3 separate regions of the Homo sapiens genome follow, and regions 2 and 3 are each linked to region 1. Evidence: chromatin loops called from intact Hi-C (ENCODE). Cell type or tissue: GM12878. All regions are shown on one strand.

The links. A loop is a pair of places that touch in the nucleus more often than their neighbours do. Peaks named below come from ENCODE experiments on the same cell type or tissue, not always from the same donor. Only the 100,000 strongest peaks of a DNase experiment are listed, where the experiment ranks them.
Region 2: a loop joins it to region 1, with 6 times the contacts of the local background. A loop is called at or near these places in 2 of 110 quality-filtered maps.
Region 3: it touches region 1 in a loop (6-fold over the local background); 2 of 110 quality-filtered maps call a loop at or near these places.

Annotation. Positions count from the first base shown.
Region 1 is chr22:33,469,227-33,477,226 of GRCh38, reverse strand. All of the region lies in intron 6 of LARGE1 (LARGE xylosyl- and glucuronyltransferase 1), which reads left to right. Among named protein-coding and RNA genes, the nearest start is that of MIR4764, 37 kb to the right of the region's middle. RefSeq lists enhancers at 4,573-4,642, 4,653-4,712, 4,853-4,932. In GM12878, no CTCF peak of the experiment used is centred here; DNase peaks (open chromatin) are centred at 4,276, 4,646, 6,496 and 6,866; H3K4me3 peaks cover 1,335 bases; H3K27ac peaks cover 5,011 bases.
Region 2 is chr22:33,564,867-33,572,866 of GRCh38, reverse strand. It overlaps LARGE1 (LARGE xylosyl- and glucuronyltransferase 1), which reads left to right. Exons shown (of 15, transcript NM_133642.5): 6 at 7,848-8,000. Among named protein-coding and RNA genes, the nearest start is that of MIR4764, 130 kb to the right of the region's middle. RefSeq lists a silencer at 2,930-3,224 and an enhancer at 6,838-6,907. In GM12878, no CTCF peak of the experiment used is centred here; DNase peaks (open chromatin) are centred at 4,166, 4,626, 6,996 and 7,083; H3K4me3 peaks cover 1,257 bases; H3K27ac peaks cover 3,352 bases.
Region 3 is chr22:33,321,717-33,329,716 of GRCh38, reverse strand. All of the region lies in intron 10 of LARGE1 (LARGE xylosyl- and glucuronyltransferase 1), which reads left to right. Among named protein-coding and RNA genes, the nearest start is that of MIR4764, 110 kb to the left of the region's middle. RefSeq lists an enhancer at 4,202-4,251. In GM12878, no CTCF peak of the experiment used is centred here; a DNase peak (open chromatin) is centred at 3,936; H3K4me3 peaks cover 446 bases; H3K27ac peaks cover 1,831 bases.

The DNA.
Region 1 (8,000 bases):
ATCTCCTGATTCAACTAAGAAGGAAGAAATCTGTACATATGAAGTGTCAGGGTCTCTCACGCCCCAGGTGGGGCTTTTTCTGAGAACATTCCTCCCAGAATTTCTTGTCACCAGTGGCACTTTGAAAACTTAGCGGTGAGCCGCCACGCAGCTCTGAGCTGTTTCTTTTTCATCTCTTTGGAAACTTTTCCCAGGAAAGTTATTTCTGTGACCTGAGAAAAGAGCACTGTGACAGGCTCAGAAGGCTCCCCACTGTCCTTCGATTCCAGCAATTGTCACCGAGCCGAAGAATCGCAGGGCAGCACCTCATGACTCACATCCGAGTCATGTCACCGAAGCTGCATGTTGCGTGCATGAAAAGGTCCTGTGTGCACGTTCTGCTAATGTTAGTTATCCACACTCTGACATCGCCGTTTGAGTTTCTCTGCTTCTGCCCTCCTTGCTTATGATCTGGTCATGAATGTATACCTTTGGAGAGCACCTTTTGGGTGTAGTTAATACCTAGTATTCTTTGGGCTGGGGGGCGGGGTGCAGTGGGATAGGGAAGAGAACCAAAAAGGAAATGTTACTTCATTTAAAGGACATATGAACCCAAAGTATCTGAGAGCAGTCTCAATCAATTTAGAAAGTTTATTTTGCCAAGGTTAAGGACATGCCTATGACACAGCCTCAGGAAGTCCTGAAGACATGTGCCCCAGGGTGGTCAGGAGACAGCTTGCTTGTATACATTTTACAGAGACGTGATGCATCAGTCAATATGTATAAGATGTGCATTGGTTTGGTCCAGAAAGGAGGGACAAGTCGAAGTAGTAGGCGGAGCTTCCAGGTCATAGGTAGATAAGAGACAAAGGGTTGCATTCTTTTGAGTCTTTGATCATCCATTCACTGAACACACAATTTACAGTGAGAAGAGTGGTGGAGAAATAGTCACTTTTGCCTTAGTCTGGCTCAATGAATCTGCATTTTTACATAAATAGGGCAGAGGAAGCAATCCAGGTATGCGTTTGTCTCAGGTGAGCAGAGGGAGGACTGTCTGTCCCACACCTGTGAAGATCAGCTAATCAGCTATCAATTTACATTGCCAGGTGAAGTTCAGCAGAATTGTTTTAGAATAAAGATATTGAGTTTCACAGGGAATTTCCTTGTGGCCAAATTGTGAGGAAGATACGTAGCTTTTGTTTTTTCTTTTTAAAATCTTTGTAGCTATCTTATTTAGGAATATAATGGGAAGCAGGTTTGCCTGAGGCAGTTGCCAGCAGTTCCCAGCTTGACTTTTATCTTTGGCTTAGTGATTTTGGGGTCCCAAGATTTATTTTCCTTTCACAGACAATATTCTCTAATAACACCTATCCAAATTAGGGGCTCTGGATGGTGTTTGGGCAGCAGACATGGTTAAAAAGAATGGCTGATTGTACAGTATGCTAATTATATCTCAATAAAGCTGTGAAAAAAATAATGAGTTAGGCCAGGTGCGGTGGCTCACGCCTGTAATCCCAACACTTTGGGAGGCTGAGGCGGGGCAGATCAACTGAGGTCGGGAGTTCGAGACCACTCTGACCGACTTGGAGAAACCCCGTCTCTACTAAAAATACAAAAAATTAGCCAGGTGTCGTGGTGCATGCCTGTAATCCCAGCTACTTGGGAGGCTGAGGCAGGAGAATCCCCTGAACCTGGGAGGCGGAGGTTGCAGTGAGCCTAAGTCATGCCATTGCACTCCAGCCTGGGCAACAAGAGCGAAACCCCATCTCAAAATAAATAAATAAATAAATAAATAAATAAATAAATAAATAAATAAATAAATATGACTCACTGATGCTGATTATCAAGTAGGTACTAGGAACTGGTCTAAACATTTTCTCTACCTTGATCTCCTTCAGTTTGTCTTCATAACCATCTCTATCACATAAATCCTATTATTATCATCCTTATTTAACAAATAAGGAGACCAATTAAGAGATATGCAACTTGCCTTTGACTGGTAAAGTGATGCAAATAGGAAGAGATGAAACAGAGATTCAAACCCTGGTAGTCCCACCCCAGTATTCATCTTCTATATGGGATTAGGCAAGATTCCTGAAAAAGCTTCTAAACCCCTCATATTAAACACAAAGACTCTGTTCCAGTGAGTAGACTATGCCATTCCCTGTCCCCAAATTCAGCCTGGCTCCCCCTCCCTGGTGCATGTCCTGTAGATGGTGGAGTGAAAAGAGGTGCAGTTTGACAAAAGAGGGCATTCCATCTCCTTATCTTCTGATATTACTGTCAGAAACAAGTTCCTGGCCTCTCACTTCAGCTCTCTTCTTTTCAGCCAGTTATCCCCTGAACAAAATTGCCTCAAGATTACAGATGAGCAGCTGTGTTTTGGATGCAGGAGCATTGCCATCTTGCTGACAGCTGAGTTTTCTCTGGGGACATCAGCTAGCCCACAGCACCCCACTCTTTTTCCACACTCCTTATTTTCCTGTAAGCTGTGGTTGGTTTCCTCTTGTGACCACAAATGAATCAAAAAGAGAACTGTTTCCCAGTTATTCCTTATTATGTCAAAGCAGATGTTCAAGGTGAGGCTCCGGATGACTTATCAAAACTCCAGAGGTGATTTGTGTCCTGATAACAGTGAGGTCTCAGACTCACATGTATGCAGGTGGAAGGCAGGCAGTGTCAATATGCAAAGCGTGCCAGGCATAAGGGGGTAAGCGCCATGTCTCTACCATTGTCACCAAGCACAGCACCTGTCTAGTTGTATTGCCTTTTAAAAGACAGACTAGGCCGGGCACAGTGGCTCATGCCTGTAATCCCAGTACTTTGGGAGGCCGAGGCAGGTGGATCACCTGAGGTCAGGAGTTCGAGACCAGCCTGACCAAAATGGTGAAACCCCATTTCTACTAAGAACAGAAAATTAGCCAGGCATGGTGGTGCATGCCTATAATCCCAGCTACTTGGGAGGCTGAGGCAGGAGAATCACTTGAACCTGGGAGGCGGAGGTTGCAGTGAGCCGAGATTGCACCATTGCACTTCAGCCTAGGCAACGAGAGTGAAACTCCATCTCAAAAAATAAATAAATAAATAAATAAAAATAAAAGACTAGATACATTGGCCAACAATATATGTTTGAGGCCCTTTGAGTGAAAAAGATTATCCAGATTTAGTAACCTTGAAGTTCCTGTGAAATATGTGATCCTGTGATATCATGATTCCTTTTCAGAAGGCAGACCAACCTCCTTTCCCCTCCAAAGATGTTTTGGAGAATACTTTGCAGAAAATATAAGAATATGAAATGTCTTCAAACTGTGGGATGGTGAGAAGGTGTGCCTTGGTATCAGCTGCACATTTCTGGAAAGTCGCATACTCATAGAACAGAATTAATTTTAGCAACTCTGAGAAAATGGCCTGTTTTTTCTCTCCCTCTTCTCCCATTCATTTAATATTTTTTTCCATCACTTTTCATATGCCCAGCACCTTGTGTATGTAGAAGGTATGAAAAAGTGCTGGGCTCGGTGGCTGACGCCTGTAATCCCAGCACTTTGGAAGGCCAAGGTGGTGGATCACCTGAGGTCAGGAGTTCGAGACCAGCCTAGCCAACGTGGTGAAACCCCACCTCTACTAAAAATACAAAAAATTGGTTGGGCATGGTGGATCACGAGGTCAGGAGTTCAAGACCAGCCTGACCAACAGGGTGAAACCTCGTCTCTACTAAAAAAATACAAAAATTAGCTGGGCATGGTGGTGGCATGTGCCCCTAGTCCCAGCTGCTCAGGAGGCTGAGGCGGGAGAATCACTTGAACCCGGGAGGCAGAAGTTGCAGTGAGCCGAGATAGTGCCACTGCACTTCAGTCTGAGCAACAGAGTGAGACTTCGTCTCAAAAAAATAAAAAAAATAAAAAATAAAAAGAACTACCCGGGCATGGTGGTGGGTGCCTTTAATCCCAGCTACTTGGGAGGCTGAGGCAGGAGAGTGGCTTGAACCTGGGAGCCGGAGGTTGCAGTGAGCCAAGATCACGCCATTGCACTCCAGCCTGGGCAATAAGAGTGAAACTCCATCTCAAAGAAAAAAAAAAAAAGAGAGATATGAAAAAGTGTAGGTTGTATCATTTTGAAAGTATCATGCATCTCAATATGTTAATACTCAGTAGAGTGGCTCGCTCATCCTCATTTGCCTGGAACTTTCCCAATTTTAGCATTAAAAGTTCTACATTCAGGAAACCCCTCAGTCCCAGGCAAGCCAAGATATTTGACCACCCCAGTGCTCTAGAAGACAGGACGAAATGATCTTGTGCAGGCATCAACAGAATTCCTTTACACATGACAGCTACAAATGCAGAAAGATACAGGTGCATCGTTTGATGACTCAGATGCTGCCAGCAGCACTGCTACTGGTATCATTACTTTACAAAATGACGAGCAGCTCTTGGTAAAATTCCAAACAAAGTGGAGTACGATCTTCCCTCAATTTACATGGTAGATGCTTTGCTAGAAAACTCAGCACATATTAAAATGTGCAGAAACACTCAGAGTTTAAATGTAAAATGTGGTTTAGATTTTATACATAGCTGCTTATTGACGTCTTTTTCACTAAAATGACTATCTGCTGAGACATTTGAAAGTCATGAGAGGCAAGGGACTATTGTGTGTGGTGTGGAATTTCCCTGTAGAGTGCAGAATGTTGATCATCCCTTGACCTCACCTCTAAATTTAGCCAATGGCATCCTCTAATTATAGCAACAACAAAAAACACCTGCAGAGGTTTCCAAAATACCCCACTAGGAATCAGTCCTGCTCTCATTGGAAACCACTATACTAGATATTTGAAAAGAAAGAAATACTCAAAAAGAGGTAAGCAACAGTAAGATCCTTTCTCTGGCATCCCTTTTTCTTTATCTCCTCTCCCTCTGCATGCCTGTCTCTCTCTTTGTCTCCTTCATCAGTACAAACTGTTGACATTTTCTCTGTGTATAACATCCTGCAAAGTGCTTGGGAAGGTCTGCAGGTAACTGCCATCTTTGCCTCCAAAGACCTTAAAGTATGCTTGAAAATATGAAACCAACCAGGAGAATCAGCTCAAAGTTAACCCATGGCACTAAATCAGGATTGCCTGCTCAGCTCCAGCTGTAACTGAATTGATTGGATGGTCTTCCCATTGTCTCCCCTGGCTCTCCACTGAGGCTCTACTCTTTTTTTTTGAGTCAGAGTCTCACTGTGTCACCCAGGCTGGAGTGCAGTGGTGTGATCTCAGCTCACTGCAACCTCCACCTCCCGGGTTCAAACAATTCTCCTGCCTCAGCCTCCCGAGTAGCTAGGATTACAGGCACCCGCCACCACGCCCAGCTAATTTTTGTATTTTTAGTAGAGACGGGGTTTCACCATATTGGCCAGGCTGGTCTCTTGGCCAGGCTGGTCTAGAACTCCTGACCTCATGATGCGCCCGCCTCGGCCTCCCAAAGTGCTGGGATTACAGGGGTGAGCCACCGCGCCTGGCCTCTCCCACTTATCTTTTATTGATCATAAGATCAGCCCAGTGCTTTCAGCCTCTTTTTGTACTTTGGCACCTGGGGAGGAGCTAAGGCCTACACCTCTCTGAGTGGAAGAGTTTCCTGGGCAGCCCTGTGTTTGGTCCCAACCAGTTATTCAGCATGGTCCATATTGGCATTATTTTGGGTGGGGCACAAGAGTTGGAAATAAGCAATAAATAAAATACAAAAAAATTCATGATGAGAGAGAAGAGACCATAAGAAATTAGTGAAGAGCCACATCGGAAAATTGAGCAGATGCTTTGCACATAAAAGCAACAGTTATAATAAGAGGTATTATTATTATAGTTGTTTTTGTACTTTGTGGGGTTGTTCGGGGCTTTCCAGAATCAATATCTTGTTGTTAGAAGAAAGACTGGGCTGAGTGTGGTGGCTCATGCCTGTAATCCTGGCATTTTGGGAGGCCAAGGTGGGTAGATCACTTGAGGTCAGGGGTTCGAGACCAGCTTGGCCACCGTGGTGCTAAAAATCTCTGCTAAAAATATATCTCAACTAAAAATACAAGTATGAGCTGGGCATGGTAGTGTGTGCCCTTAACCCCAGCTACTTGGAAGGCTGAGGCATGAGAATTGCTTGAACCCAGGTGGCAGAGGTTGCCGTGAGCAGAGATCACGCCACCTTACTCCAGCCTAGGAGTCAAAGCGAGACTCTCTCAAAAAAAAAAAAAAAAAAGAAGAAGAAGAAAGACTATTAAGTTTCATCAGTCCTACAACGTTTATAAGTCATTTTACAAACATTATCATATATGGTCCTCACAACAACCAACTTAATATCCCTATTTGACAGAAGTCTAACCTGAGGCTCAGGGAGACTTAGATTTGGTTAAGGTCCCACGCTGTAAAATAGCTCTCTCAGATTCATGCATGGTGTTTCTATGAGACTACACTGCCTTTTACTCAGAGGAGGCATTTGAACTGAATCTAAATGAAACCTTAGATGGTGTGGGCCAGACCAGAATGGGGACCTGCATTCAGAGAAGCAAGTGCTCCCCACGAAGAGGTCAAGGTCCGTGTAGAGGAAGTGGAACTCACAAGGTGAGGGCAGCTTATGGACGAGAGGAATGAGGGGCCCTTCCGGGGAGGTGAGGGAGAGCATGTGCCCACACGGGGCTGAGAGGCTTCAGTTAAGAGACCAGGCTTGTCAGGACAGCATGCACTGGTGTGTTTTGACAGAGAGGAGAACGTGGAGCAAAAGGAATAGATTCTAAGATCTTTGAGGGCAAAGACTGCTCATTCCTGTTTATTATTCCCAATACCTGAAATAGAGTAAATACATCATAAATGTTCACTTGAAAGTTGTGTGGCAGGTTGAAGCCAAGCCAAGGAGTTTAGGGTTGAAGCCACAGCAAGAGAGGGCTTGTCTGCCTTTTTAGAGTTCAATAATAATGCCATGATGTATTTAACTTTTATTTTGGTTTCAGGGGTACATGTGTAGGTTTGTGATATAAGTAAATTACATGTCATGAGGGTTTGGTGTACAGATTATTTTGTCACCCAAAGAGTAAACATAGTAGGCCAGGCCCAGTGGCTCATGCCTGTAATCCCAGCACTTTGTGAGGCTGAGGCGGGTGGATCACAAGGTCAGGAGATCAAGACCATCCTGGCTAACGTGGTGAAACCCCATCTCTACTAAAAAATACAAAAAATTAGCCGGGCGTGGTGGCAGGAGCCTGTAGTCCCAGCTACTCGGGAGGCTGAGGCAGGAGAATGGCGTGAACCCGGGAGGTGGAGCTTGCAGTGAGCCAAGATCGCACCACTGCACTCCAGCCTGGGTGACAGAGCGAGACTCCGTGTCAGAAAAAAAAAAAAAAAAAAAGAGTAAACATAGCACCCAATAGATGGTTTTTTGTTTTTTGTTTTTTGTTTTTTGTTTTTAAGATGGAGTCTCACTCTGTCGCCCAGGCTGGAGTGCAGTGGTGCGATCTTGGCTGACTGCAACCTCCACCTCCCAGGCTCAAGCAATTCCCCTGCCTTAGCCTCTCGAGTAGCTGGAATTACAGGTGCATGCCCCCATGCCTAGCTAATTTCTTTTGTATTTTTAGTAGAGAGGGGGTTTCACCATGTTGGCCAGACTGGTCTCGAACTCCTGACCTCAAGTGATCCACCCACCTCGGCCTCCTGAAGTGCTGGGATTACAGGCAATAGATAGTTTTTCTATCCTTATTCTCTTCCCACCCTCCACACCCAAGTGGGCCTAGTTTTCTGTTCTCTTCTTTGTGTTCATGTAAACTCAGTGTTTGGTTTTCACTTATTGGAGGTAAACATTTTGTGTTCCTGCGTTAGTGTGTTTACGATAATGGCATCCAGCTCCATCCGTATTGCTGCAAAGGACATGACCTTGTTCTTTTTTATGACTGCATAGTATTCTATGGTGTGTATGTACAATATTTTCTTTTTTCAGTCTACTGTTGATGGGCATCTAGGTTGATTCCATGCCTTTGCTATTGTGAATAGTGCTGCAGTGAACCTATGTGTG
Region 2 (8,000 bases), 96 kb before region 1:
ACAAAGTCTCACTCTGTCGCCCAGGCTGGAGTGTAGTGGCACGATCTTGGCTCACTGCAACCTCCACCTCCCGGGCTCAAGGGATTCTCCTGACTCAGTCTCCCAAGTAGCTGGGATTACAGGCATGCGCCACCATGCCTGGCTAATTTTTGCATTTTTAGTAGAGATGGGGTTGTACCATGTTGGCTGGTCTTGAACTCCTGACCTCAAGTGATCCGCCCACCTTGGCCTCCCAAAGTGCTGGGATTAATGGCATGTGTCATTTTAAACACTCATATCGAGCCCTGATGTGGCAAGCATTGTGCTAGGCACTTTGACTCTCCTACCTCATTTAATGCTTTTTCAAACCTCATGCAATGTGTATTGTTTTCTCTATTTTATGGGTGGGGAGCTTGAGACTTAGAGAGGTGACTTTGCCAGGCTGGTTGTGGTAGAGTCAGGATTCAGAATTGGGCCAGCCAGACTCCAAAGCTCGTGCTCATTTCACGATCTTCTTCCAAGGCATCTGCCAGTGTCTCTGTCCCAGCATCTCAAGCCCCGCCCCACTTCTGTTTCTTAACAATTATACTCTGAACATATAGGTTGGTTGCCAAGACAACCACTCAGAAACAACATGAAAGGCAAATGACTTTTCAAACATTCTGCAGCTGGGATGACTTCTTTTTTTAATTTTTTAAAATATGTCAAGGTGATTTGTAATCCACAGCAAAATGTTAATATGGGTAAGCAATCTATTTTGAGCAAAAAATATTTCCAGTATGGCAGAGGAGAGCTTACAGATTACATATATAGTAACGCCTTAGGAAGGAAGCAGGATATACTACTATTACCCTTTTTACAGGTGAGAAAATTAAGGCCTGGAGAGATTTGGAAGCCAGGAATGCCCAGCTCTAAAGACATTGTACCTAATTGTTTGAAAAACTGCTTGGAGAATGAAAATGTGTCTGGAGGGAGGCAGAGGCTCAGTCCTGACCCTGCAGTAAATCAGAAGAGTGAAGAGCACATTGAATAAGCCAGGTCCAGTGGGAAGGGAGGGAAAGAGAGAAACACATCAGTTCAGAGTAGAGTATCTAGGACTGGGGGACTGAAAGTTGAGGTAAGGAAAAGGACCACCAAACTTTGGGTACTAAATAATAGACAACCCTTAATCTTGGTAGGAGGAGTTTCAATAGGTCAGCCCATATAAAGGTCTTGCCACAATGCCTGACACCCAGCACGTGCTAGGCATATTTTCTATTATTATCTTTACTGGGGTATCTCAATGACTCCTGGAAATCCACATCTTGGAGAAGGAGTGAGCATCATTTCCTGACAAAACCAGTCTCTTTTCCTGTTTTTCCCTTATTTATCAAAGGTCAGAAATGTGTCATCACCATTGAGACATGGCTTTCCTCCATCCCCTGTGTTTTGGGCAGTCACCTGTAGAGGTGAGGTGTGTCCACTGTCCAGCTCTCTGCCTCCATGCTCATACTGCTAATCTGGTCAACTTCTCTGTGGACCACCTGGCATCAGATATACCCTAGAATCACTTACACCGCCTCATAGATGCTCCCCTTTGGGTCTGCCTGGTAATTGGCAGCTTCTTCAAGAAGGCAGATTTCCCTTTGAGAGCATCCCCAACCCCCCAGTTTACATAAAACCCTTAAAACCTGGGGTTGCCTGTGCTCCCTTTACATAAGTGAATTAGGTGATAATCTTGGGCATGACTGCATTTTTGCTGATTGAAGTTTAGACCATGCTGCTTAGAATTATTAACAGCCATTGCAAGGATAATGATCTGCCCATTAAAATAAACTAACTCTCATTTTTATTATCATTTTAATTACACGAACCCTTTGGCGTGTTGATAGTGATGAACAACATGGTGGGATATTACTCTGCCAGGTGTTGACTTCTCTATGGGGTGCTCTCGGGAAAATTTGCCTGGTGCCCTCCAGGTTTCCTCAGCCTGCCTTCGAGGGTGCTCTTCTCTCCATTGACCCCATGATGTAAGAAGTTCCTGGTTGGACTGAAGTGTGTTGCGGCATGGAAATGAGATTAATACCAGTGTGGATTGCATGGAGAGACTGCCCCAAAAGGTTGCATGGCTAATCACTCCCACGCACTTTTCCTCCTCCTCAAACCCAAAGTGTGCTGTCCAGTTTTGGAGATCTACCAGAGGGAGGGACTTTGCATTTTCCAGATTTCAGCTTGTGATTTTTTTTTTTTTTTTTTTTTTTTGAAATGGAGTCTCGCTCCATTGCCAGGCTGGAGTGCAGTGGTGCTACCTTGGCTCACTGCAACCTCTCCCTCCTGGGTTCAAGCGATTCTCCTGCCTCAGCCTCCCGAGTAGCTGGGACTGCAGGAGCACGTCACCATGCCCAACTAATTTTTGTATTTTTAGTAGAGACAGGGTTTCACCATGTTGGCCAGGGTGGTCTCGATATCTTGACCTCATGATCCGCCTGCCTCATTTTTTACAGAAACATAGGACAAGGTGACAAGTGACTTATTTCCCCTGACAAAACCATCTGCATTCCTGACTTCCCCTTTACTTTCAAAGGTACCAGAATTTGCTGCTTTTATCATGCCCCAAATTCTGAGTCATCTGAACTTCGGTATTGCTGACAGGCATTCACTGAGAGGAGAAGTGGGCTTAGAGGAGACCTGTTGCTTGCCCCGCATGAGGCTGGATGCTGTGCCTTCTCCTGTGAATACTATAACATTGTAGGCCCCCATTTTCCAGATGAGAAAACTAAGACTCAAGGAGGTTAAGTGAGTTACCTGAGGTCACACAGCTCATTAAAAGTAGAACCAGTTCTATAGCCCAGGCTTCAGGGCTCAACAAACTATGCCTCTTCTGTTGTTCTGTCCTGACCCTGGATTTTAGCAATCATGAACACTTCTGCTCCTAGGTGAGGAAAATATCAGAGAAAAATGAACTCAGGCCTGGCTGACTCCGTAGTCATGCACATTCATCAAACAGTTTTTGAATAATTACTGTGTTGTTACCACAGTCAAAAAGACATCGTCCCTGCCTCAAGGAGTTTCAGTCAAGTGCAGGAGAGGGGCATGGAAAATTGAACCCAGCAGGATAACATGCTGTGCTGGAGGAAGGGAAACAGCTTGCTTCTTGCTTTGGGAGCCCCTAATCCAGCCTGGGGCTGTGGGGGTGGGGGTGGCTGGAAGGCAGTGATTTCTAAGTTGAGACTTGAAAGAGGGGGAGAATGTGGATGGAGGTGGGGGAAGAGTGCTAGATATCATGCCGTCTCTAAGAGGGTGAGCTATTTGTAATAAATGTACCTGCTTCTTACCACTTGTTCTTTCCCCACCACCAAATTTCTTAATTTTCCACCTTTTCCTGGGGCTTTCTTTCTGAATACAAACTCATCCCATTGCCTCCTTTACAACTAATTGAACACTTGGACTTAATTGATTATGTATTAAGTTGGGGACTTGGAGTGACATTCAGGACTGGGCTCATGTTGAGATTAATTTATTCCTGTAGTCTTCCTGTTTTGCAGTGTAACTGAGTGCCTCACATGTGTGTTAAAAATAAAACGGAGAGTCAGGGCAATCTAATTAGACAGCTTAACCCATCACTCTCGTGTTCAGTCTTCACCCAGCTCTCCTGCTTTGATGGTAACCAAAATAGATGAATAAGTTAATCAAAGGTCTGATTAAATAGCACAGCTCTGCAGCATGGACTAATGATTGCCAAGCCTCAGTTCAGGCAGATTGCTAGAGGAGAGAGGAAGCTGAGCTGAGCTCCAAAGGCCAGGGCTTTCATGAGGAAGATGTTTATAAAGCACATGGGAGGGAATTCCTCACTGAGTCCTCGGATCTTAACGGTGATGGCTCACTCTAAAGGAAGGATAATGTAGTTTGGGGAAAGAACACAAACCTTCTCCTGGCAAATTCTGACTCTTAGAGCTTTGCATCTTGCTGGCTGTGGGATTGTAGACAAATCGCCCGCCTTCCTATGCCTGCCTGCCATCCATCATCCATCCATCCATCCATCCATCCATGCATTCATCCATCCATCCATCCATCTGTTCCAGATATGTGTTTTGTACCTATTATATACAAGGCATTGTGCTTATTTTTTTTTTTTTTTTTTTGAGACTGAGTTTCGCTTTTGTTGCCCAGGCTGGAGTGCAATGGTGCGATCTCTGCTCACCGCAACTTCCGCTTCCTAGGTTCAAGTGATTCTCCTGCCTCAGCCTCCCGAGTAGCTGGGATTACAGACATGCACCACCACACCCGGCTAATTTTGTATTTTTAGTAGAGATGGCATTTCTCCCTGTTGTTCAGGCTGGTCTCGAACTCCCAACCTCAGGGGATCCGCCCACCTCAGCCTCCTAAAGTTCTGGGATTACAGGCGTGAGCCACTGCGCCCAGCCAGGGCATTGTGCTTTGATTTTGTTGTTGTTCATTTAATTTGCCCTTGTGTTAACTGTATGACTCGGTTGTGTGAGGTTTTTCCTTCTAGGTCCTCTCTTGCCGTAACCCTCACTTTATGCTCCATGAGGCTGATGCATAAAGCATCTCTAGTCTCGCTTTCGCTCTGGTTTCCGTTAGGGTTGACTGGAGGGCTGCCCTCCCGGGAGACTGGTGGGCAGGAGGGAAGTGAGGTTGAGATGTTTTTTCCTGTTCTGGCTTATGCGTTGCCACAGGTAGGCTGTGTCCCTCTGCTGAAGGTCACTGCCTCAGCCAGGTGGCCTTACTCAAACAGCAATTCTCTCTGGATTCCAGCATCTGCTGGCCTGGGCCCTTTTGGCCTTGGGGTGGTAATGGCCCCAAGTACTCTTCCCCTCCTCAAGTAACTGCACGGTTCTTGTTACTGCCCCTAATTCTGCATATACTTAGATTAAATAGTCCTTTTATTAAATCTTCCTTAGATTCCCCAGGAGAGTGTGCTGTTTCCACCCACACACTGCCTGATAGGATGAAGTAAGTGTAGCAACATGGATGGAGCTGGAGGCCATTATCCTAAGTGAACTAACTCAGAAGCAGAAAATCAAATATCACATGTTCTCACTTACAGATGGAAGCTAAACAACGGGCATACCTGGATACAAAGCTGGAAATAATAGACACTGGGGTCTCCAAAAGAGGGGAGGGTGAGAGCTGTGTGAGGGGTGAGAAATTGCCTGCTGGATACAGTGTTCAACATTCAGGTGACAGGTATACTGGAAGTCCAGTCTCCACCATTACACAGTGTACCCATGTAACAAAAATGCGTGTGTACCCCCAGAATCTAAAATTAAAAATTTTTTAAAAAAGAAATCATGACCTTTATAAATAGCAGAAACTCAGAAAAGCTGAGCAAACCTGTCCAAGGTGACATGGCGATTAAGTGATGATACTAGAATCTAAATCCAGGCATGCCTGAATCTACCACCCAGGGTGTTTTGCTCTCCTGCATACATCCCACAGACCCTTACCTTCATCTGGAAGCACCAAAAGAGGCACTGATAGCTAAATACATGGAATAAGATAGAGGGATCAGGAAGAAGGGCGGGAGCTTATTACTGAGTATATTTTGTGTACCACGCCCTTGAGTCCTTTAATATAATTTAATTTTTATACCACTGTGTGAAGTAGGCATCGTCTCCATTTTACCAACTTTTAAAAATGAGCAACTACTCTTAAAAAAAAACTAAGTAACCACATTTTTTTCTAACATCATAGTCTAGTGATGGTGGCACACAGGAGGCCAATTTAGGGCAGCTATGAGACAGGTTCCCCATGCTGACTCATGAGACCCATTCCATCTCTGAAACACACTCCATTTTACAGGTAAAGAAACCAAGGCTTAGAGAGATCAAATGCTTTGTGTGGGGCTAGAGCCCAGATTTGAACTTCTGTCCTTTTTCCCCACCTCCATGATGCCTGGGTGTAGGGTGACAGGGACTCATACACAGAGTTGGGGATGCTTTTTTTGAAATTGATGAGAGGTGAAGCCAGCTGGACTTCCTGGGTCAAATGGGGACTTGGAGAACTTTTATGTCTAGCGAAAGGATTGTAAATGCATCAGTTAGCACTCTGTAAAAATGTACCATCAGTGCTCTGTGTCTAGCTAAAGGATTGTAAACACACACCAATCAGCACTTTATAAAATGGACCAATCAGCACTCTGTAAAATGACCAATCAGTGCTCTGTAAAATGGACCAATCAGCAGGATGTGGGCAGGGAGAAATAAGGGAATAAAAGCTGGCCACCCCAGCCAGCAGCGGCATCCCTCTCGGCTTCCCTTCCAAGCTGTGGAAGCTTTGTTCTTTCGCTCTTCACAGTAAATCTTGCTGCTGCTCACTCTTTGGGTCTGCGCCACCTTTAAGAGCTGTGATACTCACCACAAAGGTCCACAGCTTCACTCTTGAAGTCAGCGAGACCAAGAACCCCCCGGAAGGAGCCAGCTCCGCACACAGTTTGATGTCTTGCTGCTATTTTTTTCTTCCTTTGCATAGATTTGGGTGAATGTGTTTCATTTGGTTTGATTACACGTAGTTGTTTTTAAGTAAAAGCAGTTTTAAAGCTTGCTTTTTTCCCCTTTAACATCATATGCAGGTTTTTAGAAATTATATCTTGATCCACATTGTTTTAAACAATTACATAGTATGCTATCAGAAAAACAAGAGTATCATGTTTGAATTAATTGTTCCATTTTGGGGCATTTTGATGGCTGTTCTTTGGTAACATGGTGATGAACATCTTTGGGAATAAAACTTTGGTGTCTAAAACAAAATTTTTAAATTTGAATTTTTTTAAGAACATCTCCTCAACATGGTATTTGTAAGGTCAAAGGAGATCAATATTTTTTGGAATCCTGAGAAGGTGGCCATGTTCCCTGTTTTAAAGGGTTCTATTAAAAGTGTTACCCTCTTGAAAATAAGTGTGCTTTGGCTCCCATGGAAACTCCCCATGGCAGCTAGGTTGGGGCCTCTGCCCACAGTGATCTTCATAAATGACTGTGCATAGATGAGAGCTTTCATCACACTGGTGCTTTTATTTTTATCCTTGCCTTTGGACACAAAATGGCACCCGTGTGTGTACCTCGCTGATGACTCTGCCCACCTGCAAGCCATTGATTGTTCCATTATGTTATGTGAGGATCATAATGTCAGTGCTCCATGGGTGGTTCATTTCTGTCCTATGTGTGTGTCCTCTATTGCTGTCAGGTGAAGAGTGTCGCGTGATGACTAGGTCCTCCTTGACTAGGAGGTGAAGAGTGTCACGTGATGACTAGGTCCTCCTTCTGTCCTATGTGTGTGTCCTCTATTGCTGTCAGGTGAAGAGTGTCGCGTGATGACTAGGTCCTCTTATTTATCTGAGAATAAAGAGAAGGCAGCAGTAGTAATCTATTCAATTACAGTTTTAAAAGAATAAGCATAAGCTTTAACAATACTACTGCCCACTAATCTTTAATGACACGTAAATGGAATATGATTTAAAGAAATATACGTACATAGGAACAATTTGATACTGGTTGCAAAAGTATTTGTAGTGGGATTCAATTTTTGGACCTTTATGTTTTTGCATATCCTTTTTTTCTCTAGTGGATCTATTTAATTTCTATAATAACAAAAGTTTTATTTAAAAATCTCAACATAGGATTTGCAGTAATAATTATTTCATAACTATTACTTTTCCTCTCCCTTAATTCAGATACATTTTCCTCCAGAAAACTTCACATGTCAAAATGCAAATTATATAAATCTTTAAAAGAAAACTCATTCATTTATTCAACAAATTTTTATTGGATACTTTTTGTGTGCTAGGCACTATTTATAATGTTTAAGCAAAGAATTAATATAGCAATTTTTTTTCCCTTTCTCCAACTCTCTCTCTGCCTTGTTCTGTCTAGTCTGAAGTTTCCTGGATCCCCAATAAACATTACTCTGGGATTTATGGTCTGATGAAGCTTGTCCTGACCAAGACTCTTCCTGCCAACCTGGAGAGAGTCATCGTCCTTGACACGGATATCACCTTTGCCACTGACATTGCAGAGCTGTGGGCT
Region 3 (8,000 bases), 150 kb after region 1:
TTTAGTAAGCAAACACTAAACTCAGTTTAGTATTAAACTAAGTTTACAATATTTGATGACTGTGGTTACATTGAAAAGGCTGGAGGAGGTGGAGGGGGTTGTCCAGAGGAGGAAAGATACTGTTTAACCTGGCAGGAAATGGCCCCAGACTGTTCACTGCTTATTCTGTGGATTCCTTTCTGACAGCTGTCACTTTCTGCTTATCAGCTTCAGAACAACCCTTTCTGGGCTCGCCTCCTTGTTCCTTCTTTCCAAGGCAGCCAACGCCCCCTTCCCCCCACAAAAAAAAAACCCACAAAGGTATTTAATTTAGAAAGACTGATGGTAAAAGAATGATCTGTTGTTATGTTAAAAGCTAGATTATGAAACATACCAAACATCCACAAACTACAAAAAAAAAATACACTGGACACCAATGAATTTTTGAATGTATATGGAATTGTAAGTCAACAGCCAGTGTCTCCAACCCCTGCCCACAGCAGACATCACTAATTGATGACTGCATTATTCACCTATGCCCAGCTTCTTTATCCTCCTCAAAACAGCACTCTGAGTAATCAGTATTGGTCTCCTAGCCTCCTAGTGATAGCAGGGAACCAAAGCCTGCTGGGTATCCCTACGATAGGTATTAGTCATTCTGGTCTCTCCTGCATGAGCACAGCTCTTTGTGCTGTTCTAAGACCTTTCTCTGCTTGCCTCTAGCTTTTGGGAATTGGAAATTTTCTACAGGGAAAGAAAGAGAAAGGGAAATACAACTTTAATCTTCACCACAAAGAGTGGGAGTCATTATGAGTCACATTTCACAGATAAGGAAAGGAAGGCTTCAAAGAAATGATTTACTTGTTCAAGACCACACAACTCCTAAGTGCTGGGGCCGTGATTAGAAACCAGGTCTACCTAACTCTAAAGCCACAAGACAAGGAAGTGCTTCCCAAATGGATGTAGCTATGTATGTCATATTAATGTAATAGTAAGTTACATTATTACATATATCCAGGTTATTCCACAATTCTCCTAGTTGTTATATGGATACGGTTTTCTTACTCTTTCACTAACCCTTCAAGGTAGTTCCTGTTATCTCCTTTTTTATTATTTATTTGTTTTATTTTATTATTATTATTATTATTATTATTATTTTGAGAGAGAGTCTCGCTCTGTCACCCAGGCTAGAGTGCAGTGGCACAATGTCGGCTCACTGCAACCTCCGCCTCCCGGGTTCAAGCAATTCTCTGCCTCAGCCTCTCGAGTAGCTGGGATTACAGGCACCTGCCACCATGCCAGGCTAATTTTTGTATTTTTAATAGAGCTGGGGTTTCACCATCTTGGTCAGGCTGGTCTTGAACTCCTGACCTCGTGATCCACCCACCTCAGCCTCCCAAAGTGCTGGGATTACAGGCGCGAGCCACTGCTGTTATCTCCATTTTATACAGAAGGAAATAGAAGCTCAGAGAGGTGAATTCATAGAACACGTTGGTGGCAGGGCTGAAGCCGGTATCAAGCCCTGATTCATAGTTGAGTGGTCTCTCTACGACTATTTAAAATACTCCTCTATCTAAAATTGCAATGCCTGTCCCATACCCCAGCACTCCCTCTCTCCAGGGCTCCTTCATTTTTCTCCATAGTACTTATCACTAATATAATCATGACTTATTTATTTTTGTTGATCATGTCTCTACCCACTAGAATGTAAGCTCTGTGACTACGGGGCTTTTTATCTGTTTTATTCATCAGTACATCTTCATTAAAGAGTGCCTGGCACCAGATCCATGCTCAATAAATCTTGTTGAACAAATGAACTATAACAAGTCCTTTTCTTGAAGCATTTGTGGTGTGCCAGAAGCATCCCTCCACTTGGACTCAGAAAATTTGGCCCAAGCTGGGAATAGTGGCTCATACCTGTAATCCCAGCACTTTGAGAGGCTGAGGCAGGAAGATCACTTGAGCCCCAGGAGTTCTAGACCAACCCAGGCACCATAGTGAGACCTCGTCTCTGTGAAAAATAAGCAAACCACACATGCCTGTGGTCCTAGCTACTCAGGAGGTTGTGGTGGGAGGATCACTTGAGCCTGGGAGGTCGAGGCTGCAGTGAATCGAGACGGCACCACCACACTCTAGCCTGAGCGACAGAGCAAGACCCCGTGGCCCTAGACCAGATCTATGATTTTAGGCATAACTCTAGCCTTACATGAACCTCGGTTTTCCCATCTGTAAAATGGTCAGTAAATGCACCCACACCAGGCTATTTGAGGAAAGTTAAAGGGGTTAAAGTATTCAAAGTGCTGCACCATCTAGGCAGTTATTGTTACGAGTATTTTCCAGAAAGCTTGTCTTGGATACCCGCTCTCTCAACTGCTGGGAGATCACTGCCTCACCTCTGAAATGAAGAAGGCTTCCAAGCTTAACTCTCTCACGCTATGAAGGTGACAGGCCACTTCCAAGGCCACGTTCCCTGACACTAAGCCTGCTAAGAGGAAAAAACAACAGCATCACCTCAACTAGAAGTTAAAAATAAGACACATATAAACAGATTCTATAACATTGTATGGCATCACCCTGCAAGACAATGCCAAGAAACAGATGGCTCTGTGGAAACAGCTGTATCTCAGAAGAATCCCGGAGAAAGCCCAGAATGCATTCCTGCTCTCACGTGCGAGCCGCATGTCGCCAACTCTTCAGTCACGCAGCAGGCAGCAGAGCCCAGGATGGACAGACCCAAAACCCTAAGACAGGCTAGGCTGCTCAAGGCCAGTCTCCAAAGGACCCTCCAGGAATGTGTTAAGCTCCAGAGAGAGGGGGTGAAGGGAAGAGGAGCTGTGGGATCAAGAGACTCAGTGGATACAAGTCTGGGCCACGGTTTCCCCTTGTGGCCTGGCTGCTTTGATCCTGTTCAGCTGCAACTTACACAGAGCCCTGTTTGACCCCTCTAGGCACTGGTTGTCATCTCTCTGCACTTGCCAGGTGTTCGGCCCTCCCTTGTCTATAAAGCAGCTCCCTCCCTTCCTCTCCTTTCCACCATATCTCCCTTTCTCAAGTGGCATCTCTTACTTGTGCAGTAGATAAGAAGGCAGCTCTGGAATGAGGCTGCCTCATGTGAAATCCCAGCTGGACTGCCAGCTGTGGGATTCCTGGTGATCTGCTTAAACTCCCTGCACCTCAGTTTTCTCATCTGTACGATGGAAATTAGTTATTCCTATCTGATAGACTTAAGAGGAATCAATAAAGTAAGACAGGGCCAGGAGCTTAGAACAATGTGGCAGATGGCAAAGGCCCCCCAGAATTAAGGTTTGTGTTGTGATTGCACTGTGTTTGTAATTAGTGACTGGCTTCATTGCCTCTCCTCCTAGACCATAGGAATAATACAAGTGCAGAAGCAGGAGCTCATTCCCCATTCCTAGCACAAGACTTGGCATAAAATAAGAGCCTATGAATTGTATGTGATGCGTGAATTAATACTGATAACTGGGAGGGAGGAGACCAAGCCTTTTTCTTATCTCCTCCAAGTCGAGGTCAGGGCTGGGCAGACCCTCTCTGAACCTTCACTCAACAGTCCTGAATGCAGCCCCCTACCTCCCTGCAAAAGAATGAAAATGGACTCATAGTTTGGTTTCCTTAGTAAAAAAATGCTTTGGGTTCCTGGAACTTGTTGATTAATACACACAGCAGGCAACGAGGAAGGTCGTGAGCTTTTTCTGCCTGTCTGTGTGGCTTAATAAGATGTAACTGCTTTGTGGAAACCACAGGGACAAGCTCTGGGTTAGGTTTCAGGAGACCAGAGTTGGAGCCCCAGCTTCTCTGAGCACCTTGGGCCCTCATCTGTCAACTGAGGGCCCTAAGGGCAGCCTTGCCTGTCTCATGCAAGCGCTGGGGAGGAGTAAAAATGAAATAGTGGATACGAAGCCACCAAAAAGTGAAAGCAAGTTGAAAGTGCAAAGCAACATGCTTGAGTGGTAATTTCCCCATCAGTGATTTCACCCATTGCCCCAAGACATCAGAAGGAGGGGTGTCACAGGAAGGAAGAAACGGGGCCTCCCAGACTCCTTAATTGGTCCATCGTACTATGTCTCCATCACTTACAGGCTACAAGCATTCAAATGTGCCTGTTAGTCAAGGTAGCACAAGCAGCTGTAATGTGGCTCAACCTGCTGGAACCTTGCAGAAAGTCCACATGGGTGTTCATGATTGGCAGGTAGTTTTTCTGCAGGTTGAAGGACCCAGGCTCCTTTTGTCTTGTGGCTCTGCCCTCCACAGAACCCCAGCCTGCTCTACAGGATTCTCTTGCTCTGGCTGTCAGCCAAGAAAAGAAGGCGAATAAAATTTGTTCCTGAGCAAGGCTTCAGAGTGGTGCCTGTACTAGCCAGAGCCTTTCCAGACTCCAGTGGCCAGAGCTGTATCACAGAGTTATTCTTAACTGCAAGGAGGCTGGAGATACAGCCTAGCTCTGTGCCCAGGAAGAGAGCAAAATATGGATATTGGTGAGCACAGGATGTTTCTGCCACCATGTGAAATACATGTGTTGAGTCCTCTGCAGTCACAGAATCGTTTACTGTTAGAACTAGAAAGAAGCCCAGAGGCTGACCAACTAGGCATTGTAGTGAGTTGGTTACCTGCAAGAATTCAGAGGAAATACACCTGGGTTTGAATCTCAGCTACTCTGTTCGCGCATTGTATAACCTTAAGCAATGGCTAAACCTTTCAGATGATGGATGTCTTCTTCTACTAAAGAGGACTAAGAGTGGTTCTTGATCTGTAGAGTTGATGTGAGTCTTACATGAGAAAGAACCTGCAAAAGCTCTCCCCACTTTACCTGACCCAGTGAGTGCGTGATCCTTGAGCGTCACTTTAGGAAGTCCAAACCCTTTGTCTTACTAATTCAGAGACATGACTTGCTCAAGGTCGCATAGAAAATGAGTGTCAGAGATATCAGGTCTCGCTTTTCAGTTATCCCCATAATCTCACTCCTTAGTTTGCGCAACTGTGAACAGAAGTCTCTAAGGCCAGAGCACAGGATGCACTTGTACTCCCTCTGGATCCTCAGGTATAACCAGCCATCATTTCCAGCAGCTCAAAAAGTCAGTCTAGGCCACTGTCCTTAAAGATGAGGAGAAATAAATGCAAACTGCCTAACGGGCCATTTTCCCTTGGGTCCAAATTTCCCTCTGCCTCAGCTGGCTGCCCAAAGAAGCAGTTTAGCAAATGCATTTTATCTCAGGAGAAATCTGTCTTTTGTTTCTGTGCCTCCCTTGTCAGGAGCCCTCTGTTCCCTGTGGCAGTGGCCAGAGAGCAGAGTACAGTAGCATTCAGACCCTGTTAATGAAATACTCCCTCCGGCTCCATGGCTCCCCAGAGAAATTACCCAAACCCTGGGTGAAAAGGAGGCAGGTTTTGTTTTTGGCTTTTTTGTTGTTTGTTTTGGGGGGGGGGTTGTTTGTTTTTGGCTTTTTGTTTTTGTTTTTTTGGCTTTTTTTTTTTTTTTTTTTTTTTTTTTTTTGAGATGGAGTCTTGGTCTGTTGCCCAGACTGGAGTGCAATGACATGATCTCAGCTTACTGCAACCTCCACCTCCTGGGTTCAAGCTGTTCTGCCTTAGCCTCCCGAGTAGATGGGGTTACAGGCACCCACCACCACACCTGGCTAATTTTTGTATTTTTAGTAGAGATGGGGTTTCCCCACGTTGGCCAGGCTGGTCTCGAACTCCCGACCTCAGGTGATCCACCCGCCTCAGCTTCCCAAAGTATTGGGATTATAGGCGTGAGCCACCGCATCTGGCCAAGGAGGCAGTTTCTAAACTGCTAGAGTCTCCCCATTGAGATAACATTAGCCACGCAGTCAGGAATAAGCGAGCCTAAATTAGAATTTGAAAAGGTACATAATATAATCATAACCACATTGCTTAGGTTTGGGTAGCACTTTACAGTTCACAAAGCAGTTTTACGTGCATTAGCTCATTTGAGAAAATTGCAGGGAATTAGTTAACTACAGAAAAGTTTAAGAAGCCAATAAAATTCATCTGTGAATCCACCACTCAGAAAATCTTTGTTAACATTATAATGTGTTCCCTTCTTTTTTTGAGTGGGTTTTTCTTTTTCCTTTCGTCTTTTTCCTGCACTGGGACCACAGTTTTTTATGGCCTGCTTCGTTCATGGAACATTGTGTCTTCCACCATCTCATTTGATTCTCACCTCCATCTCCTGGGAAGAAGTAATTGTGTTGTGAAATGTCCCTGGTTTGAGGTCCGAAGACTGGATTCCCATCCTGGACTTCTTCTCGCTCACTGAAGCAGATTACTGAAAGCTCCTGAGCCTTAGTTTCCTCCTTTGTACAACAGATATGTGTGCTGAAGGATTAAATTGATGAAGCAATGCACCTGAAAACATTTAGCATTGCGCCAGTCACATAGTAGGTACCCAGTTAGTATTAGGTGGATCAAGGTGCAAAGCACCATGTAGAGGAGAAATGAACATGCAAGTTCAAGGATGGCTTCTGGTTGCCCCAGAGTCCTGTGGACAGGTACGTCTGACAGCATACCTTTCTTTCTTTCCTGTTTTGTTTTTGTTTTTTGTTGTTGTTTTTGTTTTTGATGGTGGTGGTTGTTTTTTGAGACAGAGCCTCACTCTGTCACCCAGGCTGGAGTGCAATGGCGTGATCTCGGCTCACTGCAACCATCCCCTCCCAGGTTCAAACGATTCTCCTGCCTCAGCCTCCCAAGTAGCTGGGACTAGAGGCGCACGCCACTGCACCCAGCTAATTTTTTGTATTTTTAGTAGAGACGGGGTTTCACGGTGTTAGCCAGAATGGTCTCGATCTCCTGACCTCATGATCCGCCTTCCTTCGCCTCCCAAAGTGCTGGGATTACAGGCATGAGCCACGGTGCCCGGCCACCTTTTTTTTCTACAATACCCACTGTGGTTGGTAAATGACAATATTCCCTAGATAATACCCTTTATACACTGCAGCAAGGGCTGCAAGTGAGCTTGGGATGTGGATGCCACCAAATCCCATTATTGGTACCATGAAGTTCAGAGCTGGAGGTGGCCTCTTCTCCAGGACTGCCCTAGTCCATCCCACTAGGGCAAGGTGTACTTTGGAAGTCCTCGGAGCATCTCCGTTGACCAGTACTCCCTCTCCTAACATACAGGGGCTGAGGACATCCAACAGAGGCTTGCTGAACATCCAAGATGGATCACATCAGCCACGCAGTCAGCAATAAGCAAGCCTAGGTTAGGATTTGAAAAGGTACATGATATAATCATAACCACATTGCTTAAGTTTCTGCAGCACTTTAGAGTTTACAAAACACTTGACATGCATTAGCTCATTTGAGAAAAATGCAGGGAATTAATTAACTACAGAAAAGTATAAAGAAGCCAATAAAATTCATCTGTGAATCCACCACTCAGAAAATCTTTGTTAACATTGGATATAGAACCTGGATATTGCTAGGTTCAGATGGTTCAGAAATGAAGGGGATACAGCTCCTGCTGTTAGGAGCTCACCATATGGATGCTTTTTAGAAAGTGGTTCCTGGAGCCATTTACCTGGGAATGTCTTTTTCCCCAACTCAAGGGTATGTACCTGTGTGTGCATATAAAGAGAAGGAGAGGCCAGACGCAGTAGCTCATGCCCGTAATCTCAGCACTTTGGGAGGCCGAGGCGGGTGGATCACCTGAGGTCAGGAGTTCAAGACCAGCCTGGCCAACATGGTGAAACTCTGTCTCTACTAAAAATACAAAAATTAGCTGGGCATGGTGGTGCGCACCTGTAATCCCAGCTACTAGGAAGGCTGAGGCAGGAGAATCGCTTGAACCCGGGAGGCAGAGGTTGCAGTGAGCCGAGATCGTGCCACTGTACTCCAACCTGGGCGACTGAGTGAGACTCCATCTTAGTCAATCAACCAGTCAGTCAGTAAAGGGGATGAGAAACCCCCATACATGCATGTGTTTCTCATTCTCCACTCACTAATGCCCATTTTCACATGGTGAGGACCAGCTACTTGTCTGAAGC